Linked DNA regions of Homo sapiens: region 2 is linked to region 1. Evidence: read pairs that join two places in POLR2A ChIA-PET (ENCODE). Cell type or tissue: Panc1. All regions are shown on one strand. Links, peaks and the distances in the headings refer to the core of each region. The heading gives the core; the rest is flanking DNA. Region 1 overlaps SYT7 (synaptotagmin 7). Region 2 overlaps DAGLA (diacylglycerol lipase alpha).

The links. ChIA-PET counts read pairs that join two places held together with the same protein. Peaks named below come from ENCODE experiments on the same cell type or tissue, not always from the same donor. Only the 100,000 strongest peaks of a DNase experiment are listed, where the experiment ranks them.
Region 2: POLR2A ChIA-PET joins it to region 1 with 7 read pairs; 2 of 35 experiments call an interaction of 5 or more read pairs at or near these places.

Annotation. Positions count from the first base shown.
Region 1 is chr11:61,523,981-61,529,343 of GRCh38, reverse strand. It overlaps SYT7 (synaptotagmin 7), which reads left to right. Exons shown (of 13, transcript NM_001365809.2): 9 at 1,159-1,429; 10 at 4,812-4,981. Among named protein-coding and RNA genes, the nearest start is that of LRRC10B, 18 kb to the right of the region's middle. In Panc1, for the core only: no CTCF peak of the experiment used is centred there; no DNase peak of the experiment used is centred there.
Region 2 is chr11:61,697,840-61,703,202 of GRCh38, reverse strand. The region is part of intron 1 of DAGLA (diacylglycerol lipase alpha); the gene reads right to left. Among named protein-coding and RNA genes, the nearest start is that of DAGLA, 20 kb to the right of the region's middle. RefSeq lists enhancers at 1,580-2,105, 2,633-3,158, 3,159-3,685, 4,212-4,738, 4,739-5,264. In Panc1, for the core only: no CTCF peak of the experiment used is centred there; a DNase peak (open chromatin) is centred at 2,816; H3K27ac peaks cover 924 bases.

The DNA of each region.
Region 1 (5,363 bases), core at 77-5,076:
CATTATTATTATCTGTATTATTTAGTCTTTCAGAGCCTAGGGCTGCCTCTCCAGGATGAAGGAAAGGGCACAAAGCAGGTTTCTACAGGGGAAGTTGGGGAGAGAAGAGATGCCTGCAGTTTTTCTTAACTGTGGTACCCAGGGTCCTACTTCTGTCCCTCATCCAGTCATCACGGGAGATTTTCGAGCCAGGGTACCTGAGCCATACAGCCCCCTAACTGGGTCTGTTGTGGTCAGTGGTCTGGGGCTCAGGCGGCTGGGGGGTGGGTAGGGTTCTAAAACCTCCTAGGTACTACTGGTGTGCTCACAGGTTCAGACACGTGGCTGGGAGACCCTCCTCCCAGCTGCTTCCTGTGGTTCAATGTCAGAACGGGATGAGATGCTCACCCTGCCTCTGTGTGACTGTCTGTTGCTGGGTCAGGCCATGCGCCCTCCCTCCCAGCAGTCCTCAGCCCCCATGGACGGTACAGTCATCTGAGGCGCCTTTTACACAGCACTGATGCCCAGGCCCACACCAGCCCCATCGTCAAACTGCTTGGGGACGGGGCCTGGGGAGTCTGCAATTTTCTTGTCCCTAGTGATTCTGCCTTACACAAACAGACGTTGCTCCTGAAAACTTGCCTCTCTCATTTTGTAAATCACACCATTCTCCGCACCCTAGAGAGTCACTTTCCAAAGAATTGTTGCGGTAAACTCTTTTGTGATGTGAACAGCCTCCCTCATCTGCTGTGTAGCCCAGGTTTGTGTCGGTGCCTCCCACAGTTGGCCCTACCGTGTCACAAGAAGGCAGGGAGGTCTGGGGGGCTCAGGAACCCCAGCACGCGCCAGGGAAGCTGCAGCCAGGAAGGCGAGGCAGCTGAGCTGGAGCTTGGGGCAGGCAGCAGACCCAGGGCTGCGAGGAGAGCCTGGGAAGTGAGTGTCGTGCATACCACTCTGAGGTTCAGGAGACAGGGCTGTCTCGGCTCTGCCCTCCCCCTTCCCCTCCCCTCCTGGGAGACCCTGGTCAAGGCACCTGCCCTCTGAGCCTGAGCAGCGTCCGTGGGATGTGAGTGTGGGCTGGGCCACCGCCTCTGGCCTCTCACCCGTGCTAGCCAGCGGTGGGGACATGGGGGAAGCAGAATCCTCCCCAAACCCTGCCGGCCTCTCCCCCACCCCCAGCTCTCCCCAGGCTCCGAGGAGGATGAGGCCCACGAGGGTTGCAGCCGAGAGAACCTGGGCCGGATCCAGTTCAGTGTCGGCTACAACTTCCAGGAGTCCACGCTCACCGTGAAGATCATGAAGGCCCAGGAGCTGCCGGCCAAGGACTTCAGCGGCACCAGCGACCCCTTCGTCAAGATCTACCTGCTGCCCGACAAGAAGCACAAGCTGGAGACCAAGGTGAAGCGGAAGAACCTGAACCCCCACTGGAACGAGACCTTCCTCTTTGAAGGTGAGTCTAGTGCCACCTTCCCCCGCCATGGTCACCTCTTGCTGTCTACCATCCCCCTACCCAACCACACTTGTGGCCACATGCACAGACACATATGTGTACACACACCTGCAGGCCCACAAATGCACAAACACACATGCAAGCAGATACACTTATGTGCACACCTGCATGTGTGCACAGGCACAGATCCACACATGTGCTCTCGCACACGCCCACACAGGCAACGTCCTGGCCCGGTTAACCTGATGCGTTTTGTGTCTAGTTGGGATCAGGTCACAGGAGCCCAATGGAGCCAGCATCACAGCCAGAGGCCGAGGAGGGAAGCTGGGCCACCGCCTGGTGTTTCAGCCCAGCCACAGAGCTCATCCTGAGGAGGGCAGGGAGGGAGGGAGGCACCCGTAGGACTCAGAGCTGGAGCACTCTGGAGCCACCAGATCATAGTGGTTCAGTGCACAGGCTGTGGCCCAGGCTGCCTGGGTTTGAATCCCAGCTCTTGCCACTTACTCGCTGCGTGACCTTGGGCAAGTTCCTGAGCCTCCCTATGACTTGGTTTCCTCATCTACAAAATAGAGATAATAACAGCGAGGGTTCAATAAATGAGTGAATTGTAAAAGCACTTAGAACAGTGCCTGACACCCAGCAAATGCTTAATACCAGGTTGTTAAACACACTCCATCTGTTGCCGTTCTCTGACCCCCTCCCCCGCATGGGACGGGAACCACAGCTCTGAACCATGCCTGGAGGCCGCTGAGACAAATGTCCTTTCTCTCTCCTGCAAGCCCTCTCTGAAGGCCGGTCTTTATCTCTTATCTCTGAGGATTCAAGGTAACCAGGAAGCTGGGCGTGTGATTAAGGAGTGATTTCTATCCCAGGGCCTTTGGGTGCCAGGACCCCGCTTAGACAAACCGTAACCCTTTGCCAATGGCCCCCGGTTCAACCAGGGAGAGTAAATCCCTACCCCAGCTGCCCCAAGCCCTAGCCTTCCAGAATCTTCACCGTGTACCCCAGGGACCTTTCCCCACCTGCCTTCCCAGCCACTTAGCACCCCACCTCTTCTGCAAGATGACAGCCAGGTCACCCACTAAATGGCACTGAGGGTGAGCAGTGAGTGTCCATGTGTTTCTGGACGCCCTCCTTTGCAGGCACCATGAGGGCCCGTTTAGAGATAGCTCAACCAGCAAGAGGTTCAGCTGTCTGGAGGTATATGTAGGCAGCTGGCAGGGCGAAGTTTTTGAGCAGAACTCCAATCCTCCGGTCTCTTCCACGAGCATGTACCCAGCAACAGCCATGAGCTGGGCACTCTTCTACGTACTGGGGATGTAGAAAAGAATGAGGCACCATTATGGCCCTCAGGGCATTTCTGGCCTAATGGAGACCCAGATGTGTAGATAACTCAGCCACACACAGCATGACAGGAGCTGCAGGAAGCCAGTATGAGCTCCCTTTGGTGGTGCTGAAGAACATTTCCCAGAAGAGGGGCCATTCAAAATGGGTTCTGATGGATGAGTAGGAGTTTGCCAGCTAGGAGCCTGCCTCCTCTGGTGTTGATGAGAGCTGACTGGGGTGCAGTGACCTCTTGGAGCTTCCAATATTCCCAGAACACTTGTCCTCATGCATTTTACCTAAATTGATGCCAAGGGTCCCCTGGGCAAGGTCCCTGGGAGGCTCTGAAATAAGCAAGACACAGCTTCCCACAATATGAGGAAAGGGACCCTGAACAAATTCAGAGTCTCCTCTTCCAGCTCACCTGCTCCTGTCAGAGCTCCTCGGTGCTTCCAGAGTCTCTGGGGGAAGGTGCTGGAATCTTCTAGAGCTCCTCCTTCCCTTCATCTTCTGCACCAGCCAGGCTGAGGTTCCAGGCGTCCTCCTTCCTGCTCATACCTGGTTTCAGAATCTCCTCACCTCAGGCCTCCAGGCTGGCCTGTGCCCCCCGGCACCTCCTGGGCCAGTCCCACCTCTGACTAAGCCTCCAAAGAGCTAATGACTCCTGGCTTCAGACCTTCACCTGGCCCCCTCTTCCCTTCTGCATCCCATCCAAGCCCCTTCTGCTCCTCTCCCTCTGACCTTAGCGGACACCTCACCTCAGCACAGTCCTGCTGCTCCATCAGGCCATTTCATTGGCATTGATTCATCTGTTCAATTATGCATTCACTTAACAAATATGTATTGAGTGCCTACTATGTGCCAGAAGCGGTGTTAGGCACCGAGAGCCAGTGGTTGGTAACAGAGAGGCCTTTGTGGGAATCCTTGCCTTCCGGGAGAGCCAGACAAAAATCAGGGAAAGAGACAGAGAAATCTATTACCGCGTGTGTTATGTTTTGCGGAAAAAAAGGTGCTAGAGCGGATAATGGGATCCGACACTCTCTGGGGTGCCAGGAAAGAATGCTGAGACCTGAAGGATGAGAGTAGCCAGGAGGGGGGTCATGATGGGGCCAGTGTGCGCCCGGCCCTGAGGCGGGAGGAGTCGGGGTGTTGAAGGGCCAGGAAGGAGGCCGATGTGGCTGGAGCCCAGTCATTGAGTGAAGAGAGGTCACAAGCCAAGCAGGGAGAGGACAGCCGGGCCAAATTGTGGAAGGACTTGAAGCCAAGGTAGGGTGCCCGGCTTTTATTCTAAGTGCACTGGGAGCCATTGAAAGGCTTTAAGCAGGAGCATATCATGATGGAATTTCTATTTTTAAAAGGTCTCTCTGGCTGCCGCATTGAGAATGGACGGTAGGAGAAAGCGTGGATGCGGGGAGGGCGGTTTGGAGACACTTGCAGCTGCCTAGGCAAGAGGTGCCAGCGGCTCGGATGAGGGAGGTGGCAGTAGAGAAGGGGACGCTGCGGTAGGAAGGATGGAAGCACAGGCAGGAGGAGAGGGGTGTGGAGTCACAGGACACTTGTCACCTCCTGCTTCTGTGCCTTTGCCTTTTCCCTCCCACCGATGCTTCCCCATGTCCCTCTGCCCTGAGTCCTGGGGCCTGCGTACTGGCAGCTGTGGCCACCTAGACAGAGCCACTTGCCCAGACCCGCCTCGGGACGATTGGCAGAGGCTGCTCAGCCACTGAGATGGACACAAGGTGCATGGGTGAATGGATGATCGCAGTTCTACTCTTTACTAGCTGGGAGTCTGGGCAAGTACTTTAAGCCGTCTGAGCCTCATCTGTAAGATGGACGAGATGCCATTCACCTTGGAGAATTGTTGAGGGAATCCCATGAGACGGTGACAGTTCTTGCTAGCACTTCAGTAAGGTCTAATTGCAATCCGGTGTGCCTGCTGGCCCGGTGGGGTGGCAGCGGGAGGGCACAGGGCCTGCCTCCTCTTCCCAGGGCCTTCCTTGCCTCCCGGGCCCCGTGCAGCCCCTCTGTCCCCCTCTTCACTCACACTCATCTATACCCCCAGGTTTTCCCTATGAGAAGGTGGTGCAGAGGATCCTCTACCTCCAAGTCCTGGACTATGACCGCTTCAGCCGCAACGACCCCATTGGGGAGGTGTCCATCCCCCTTAACAAGGTGGACCTGACCCAGATGCAGACCTTCTGGAAGGATCTGAAGCCATGCAGCGATGGGAGTGTAAGGCCCCATGGGTGGGTCTTAGCTGGACAGGCAGCAGGGCAGGGCTGGGAGATCTGGTCCCAGACCCTTGTCAACCTTAGGAAGGCCAGGAGGGCTGTGGGAGAGGGTGCAGATGGGTGGACCCGATGGAGCTCAGCCCTCGCTAGCAGTCAGAACATTGGTGCTTGGCACTTGGGGGGACTCACCCGATCTGTAAGAAGGAACCTAGGGCTATGTTCAGGGAACAGGGAGGCGATGGTGACCCTGGGAGGGGCAGTACACACACCTGCCAGATGGGGGGAGACAGAGTGAGACAGAGGTGACAGACAGGGGCATGGGTAAGCACCAAGGTCAGGGTAGAGGGGACCTGGGGGCAGCTAGGCCAATCAGAGAGCTCTGC
Region 2 (5,363 bases), core at 73-5,072, 170 kb before region 1:
TCCCTGCACTGAGTAAAGGTTTGGCAGGTTGGGGGAGCTCACCACGTCCCTGCTGCCTGAAAGAGAAACCATTTCGGAGCACGGCCTGAGAAGGACAGAAACAGGAGAACGTAGGAGCCACAGCAGAGCTGCACCCAGAACCCAGGGCTCCTGACTCCCAGCCCTGGCCTCTTTCCACACCATCTGCTGGCCATGCCTGGGATCCAAAGCCCTATCCTGAACTGCCCACATATGCAACTTCACTGGCTACCAACGACCACGCTGTGGGCGAGGCAGGGAGGAAATGTGGCATCTTCATTTTACTGATGAGGCAACTGTGGCAGGAAGGGGCTGTGGGTGATTTGCCTGTGGTAATGCAGTGAGTGGTCCTGCTACTGGAGGGCTCCCTAGCATTGACAAGCCTGGCTTCCCTCTACCTCCCTATGCATCTGGGGCCGTGTGACTTGCGTCCACCTCTGTACAGCATCCTGTGGGAGGGAGGGCGCACCTCCAGGAAAGAGCACAGAAAGCTACGTTCTCAGGATGCAGCCAGGAGACTGAAGCCCTCTCCCAACCGGGGGCCCAGAGGGCACCTCAGCCATGGCCTGGCTATAAGTGAGAAGGGGAAGGACCTGGGGAAATGACTTCTCTTCTAAGAGACTCAGTGTCTTCATCTGGAGGATGAGGGGGTTGACCAGATGATCTCTAATTTCCCTAGGATCCACTTTTACCCCCATCCCCCAATGCTCAGTTTATAAGGGTCTGCAGCCTCTGGCTCAGGAATATAATCCCACAGAAGACTCGGAGCCTTAAGGTGCTATCATCTTTCTCACCCACTTTCTTCTGGGCCCCAACATTGTCCTGGAGGTAGAGAGGCCAGGAATTTGCACACCATGGCCCAGTGCTTTGATGATCCCCACTTTTGAAATCTGTCAGAACTAAGTTCGAAACCTAACATGTTCAGCTTGTAATTATCAGAGTTAAAGACAGAGAGAGAGAGAAAGAGAGAGAGAACCTAACATGGGCTAGCTGTGGGGGCTCACACCTGTAATCCCAATGCTTTGGGAGGCCGAGGCTGGAGGATCACTGAGGCCAGGAGTTCGAAACTAGTAAGAACCCATTTTTACAAAAAAAATTTTTTTTAATTTAGCCAGATGTGGTGGTGCATGCTTATAGTCCCAGCTACTCAGGCAGCTGACGCAGGAGAATTACTTGAGGCCAGGAGTTTGAGAATAGTTTGGGCAACATACGGGGAACCTGTCTTTATTAAAAAAAAAAAAATTTATCTGGGCATGGTGGCACATGCCTGTAGTCCTAGCTACTCAGGAGGCTGAAGCAGGAGGATCACTTGAGCTGGGGAGTTCCAGGCTGCTGTGAGCTGTGATTGCAAAACTACATTGAAGCCTGGGTGACAGAGCAAAACCCTGTCTCTAAAAACAAAACAAGAAAACCTAACCCCCCACTGACTGCCGCTGTGTGACCTCAGCAGGCTCGGGGGTGAGACTCGGTAAAGGGCAGGTTTTCGGGGTCCTCATCCACCCCCTTCCCTGTGACACAGAACTGCCCTTTGCCAACTTCCCTCGAATGTGAGAACAAACAAGATATACTGAGGGTTCCTTAGAGGAAGGCACTAGAACAAGCCTCAGCAATACTCCTTCCCTTTAAGCAGAGCCTTGGGCCCCTGCGCGCACACATCCCCACCACATGGGGGCTCATCGAATCCCGGCTGCTTTCCTCCTCCAGGTTCGTACAATCCACGAGACCAGAGGAAGACAGCAGGTGCCTGAGACATGCCCGAGCCTCGGCAGCTTCCCTACCTAGAGCAGAGGGAGAGGCGGGCAGCAGGCATGCAGTAGGGCTGGGCCTGGCAGCGGAGAGGCTGGCTCCTAGTCCCCATGGCCCCTCAGAGCCCAGCCTCCTCTCTGCTCTTCTGGGGCCTTGGTAGGACACATGAGATCACGTCTGGGCGGTGCTCAGGGCGTCTGAGAGAGAAAAGGCCCAAGGGATGGAGGTGGGATTAATTATGTATTAGCACGCTTCTTTATTAGCACTTCTGTTTACTGCAGGGCACAGTGGAAAACACATGGGGCTTGGTGTCAGAGAATCCAGGCTGGACATGGGGCCTGGCCATTCAAGAGGTGTGGGCAAGTCACAACCTCTTTGGGCCCCGGTTCCGGGAAAAAGGGGATGAACAACATCTGAGCGATGCTGGAGAAAGCATGACACAAATCAGATTTCCTCACCTGTCAGTGGGATTGCAAGAACACCAGCCTCCCAGCATCGCTCACTGTGAGGTGGCCAAGTGCCTGGCCCGGGGCCACATGTGAGTGACATGCAGGGGGTCTCGTTGCTGGAGGAGCAGGGAGGTGCAGGGTGAAAGGCCTGAGGATCGGGCTATTGGCAGTGCCGTTCAGGCTGGCACTCTCTGGGTGTGTCCCAGGTGGGTATGCTGGGCCAGCTCTCCTTAGGCAGATACCCACAGCAGCAAGAGAAGGAAGGGGCTGTGCAGGACTGCAGGGAGGGAGGCACCCGGCTCCTTGCCTGGCTAATGCAAGCCTCTCTTTGGGGTCCCAGCTGTGGGAGAGAAAGGGCTCCCTCTTCCCTAGGATGCCAGATCCATCAGCAGCTAATTATCTAATCTGTTCCCCTTGGCCTGAGGACCACGATCACAGGCTCAAGGAGTCACTGGCCATGAGCTGAATCTGACAGAAAAGGACGCTTGCAGGCCACACCCTCAGGAGGGCAGGTGTTGGGGAGGCAGGTCCAGGGCTTCCGCCTCCAGGGCTGGCCCAGAGGCTGGAGAAGTCCAAGTTCAAGTTCCTGGGGCTGACTCATCAGAAAGAGGGTGAAGAGAAGGTCAGGGCAGGGACTGGTTGAATCAAGACAGGCTCTCCTTGCAGGAGGGCCTGCAGACAGGCTGCTGCAGAAAAGGAAGGCGCAGACGTGTCCATAAATACTCCCAGATTCAGTTATGTGCTCCTCTGCCTCCTGCCATACAAAAGTCTCACTGATGCATCCCGTCACCCCCACAACCCAGGACCAGTGCCCCAACAGGAGGGCTCTGGGGGCCTCTCCAGCTCCTTACTGACAGTCCGGCTGCTGCTGCCGCTGCCCTGGCACGCCAGGCATGCCAGGCCCAGGCACTGCCAAGTCACATGCTCTGCGCGGGCGAGGCCGGGCACTGCTGGGGCAGCCTTGGGGATGCAGGGTGGTGTGGCATTCGCAGGCAGTGTGGGTCTGCAGAAAAACGGAGTGCCCAGAGGCAGCCGGCCACCTGCCTGCCACCCTCCCCAGCCCCACCCTCCTTCCAGGGGAGAAATCCTTGGGCAAACAGTCAGCCAGGTGTGAGCAGCACAGCTAATGCAGGGCTGGGAAAAGCAAACACGGAGGGCCTCCATGCTGTGGGCCCGCTGCCCTATGGGGTGGCATTCGGGTGGCCCTGCCCACAGCTGCCATTGGTGTCCCCAGCACTCTGCCTACAGTATTTGGAGGGTCTTCCAGGATGAATGCTTTGGCCTTCCCTCCACTGTACTCCCCGGAGGGGCCTGACTGTGAGGTGACAGAAGCAGCGCAGGGAAGAACAGGCAAGGCATGAGTCTGCAAAGGGTGAGGCGGACCTAGGCCTGGAGTCTCTGCTGGGCCATGCCTTGGCTGGGTGACTTGGAGCAAGTCAAAGGACCTCAGGGCCAGGGATGCCCACCGCACATGGCCTTTGTGAAGGTTAAATGGGATGAGGCCCATGTGGGACCACTGAGAAAGGATTTGGCACAGAAGAGGGTCTGGATATGTGGGTGCTCAGCTTAGTGCCACCTGTGGGTGTGGGGTGGAGCCAGGGCAGGTCGCAGTAGGAGAGGCAGTGCCATGGAGGTCTGGCCCACACACTCTCCCAGGGCATGCTCACCTGGCTGATCTGTGACCCCCTGGCCTTAGCTCCAGGGCAGTAAGGCCAACACCAGACTTCTGGCCTGTGGCTGCAGGGCCAGCCAGGAGGGAAGGATGGTCCAGTTCTATTCTACCAGCAGGGGCTGCTGCGTCTACTGGCCCCAAACTCAGGGCAGAATTCCCCCCAACTGAGAAAGGCCTGTTCCCCCAATGGCTCCCATCCAGGGCTTCAGCTTCAGGCTGGCCCCCACCCATACGCAGCCAGAGGAGGCCCTGTCTTTCTGAGGGTGCATAGCATGTCCTGCTTTCTCTGCTCTGCTGTGCACCACAGTTGAGCGTGCTCTGCAGGCGGTCTGCATGCCTCTGTGCCCTTGCACAGTCTGTTCTCTTTGCCCAAAAGGCCTTTTCCAATCCTGCTCCCCTGGGAACTCCTCAGTGTTCCAAAGCTCAGCCTAAACACAACCTCCTCTGTGAAGCTGCCAGGGCCCGCCAACCCCCAAGGGCAGACCTAATCAGTGCCCCCTCCATTCCGGGCTCCCCACTGGGCTGGGAGCTCCAGGAGGGCAGGGCTACACTCTGCATCTCTGTGTCCTTGGCACCCAGCACCACGCCTGGTGCCTAGCAGCTGCTCAAGAAATGTCAGACAAGGCCCCCGGGCCAGCTCCCTTGCTCCTCTCAGATCATGCTGCCGGCACATTTGGCCAAAGAGACTCAGAGATGGCATGTGGGAAGCAGGGTAAGAGTGAGCTTCCCCAGGGAAGCAGGTGGGGTACGAGGTTTCCTTTCCTTTGGAAACTGTCCGTGCTACGTGCACCAAGCTTCACCCACTATCAGAAGTGGCTCTGGAGGCTTGCAGGCTGCCTCCCCATCTCCAAAAGCAGAAACCAAAGTTAGCAGGGGGGTGAGCAAAGGAAAGGGAAGTGCACCGGAACTGCAGAGAGAAAGGCAGTTGTGGCTGCCATCTGCTGTGAGCAAGATGTTTGGAGAACATGCGCTCCTCATTCTGAGGTCTCCCAGCCAACTTGCAGAGAGCTGGGCCGCCCCTCTGCAGATGGGAGCCTGCAGCTCAGCCAAGCTGCAGAGGCACCACAGGAGAGATGTCAGGGACCCTGCCTGCCTGCCCTGACCCTCTGGCTGGCCCAGTCTGACCTTCTGATTCTTGAGCAGACTGGGGGCCAGGATGCCAGCCCAGGACAAGAGTCACACTGCCTTTTCCAGGGAGCCCCCAACAGGCTCTGAGAAGGCAACTCCACAATAAGGCTGATGATAATGTAAACATAAGGGTGATAAGGGCAGTAGTACCAGCCATTGCTCACTGAGAGCCCAACTAGCTGCCAGAAGACCTGGTACTGGGAACTTCCAGTCATTATCTCACTTTGCCCCATGACTCCCAGGGGAGGAGGAAATGGAGGGTCCAAGAAAGGGCCCTGGCACTGCTCCTCACTGCAGAGACACCTGGCTACCCAGGGCCATCACAGGAGGAAATTAGCTGGGCATGGCAG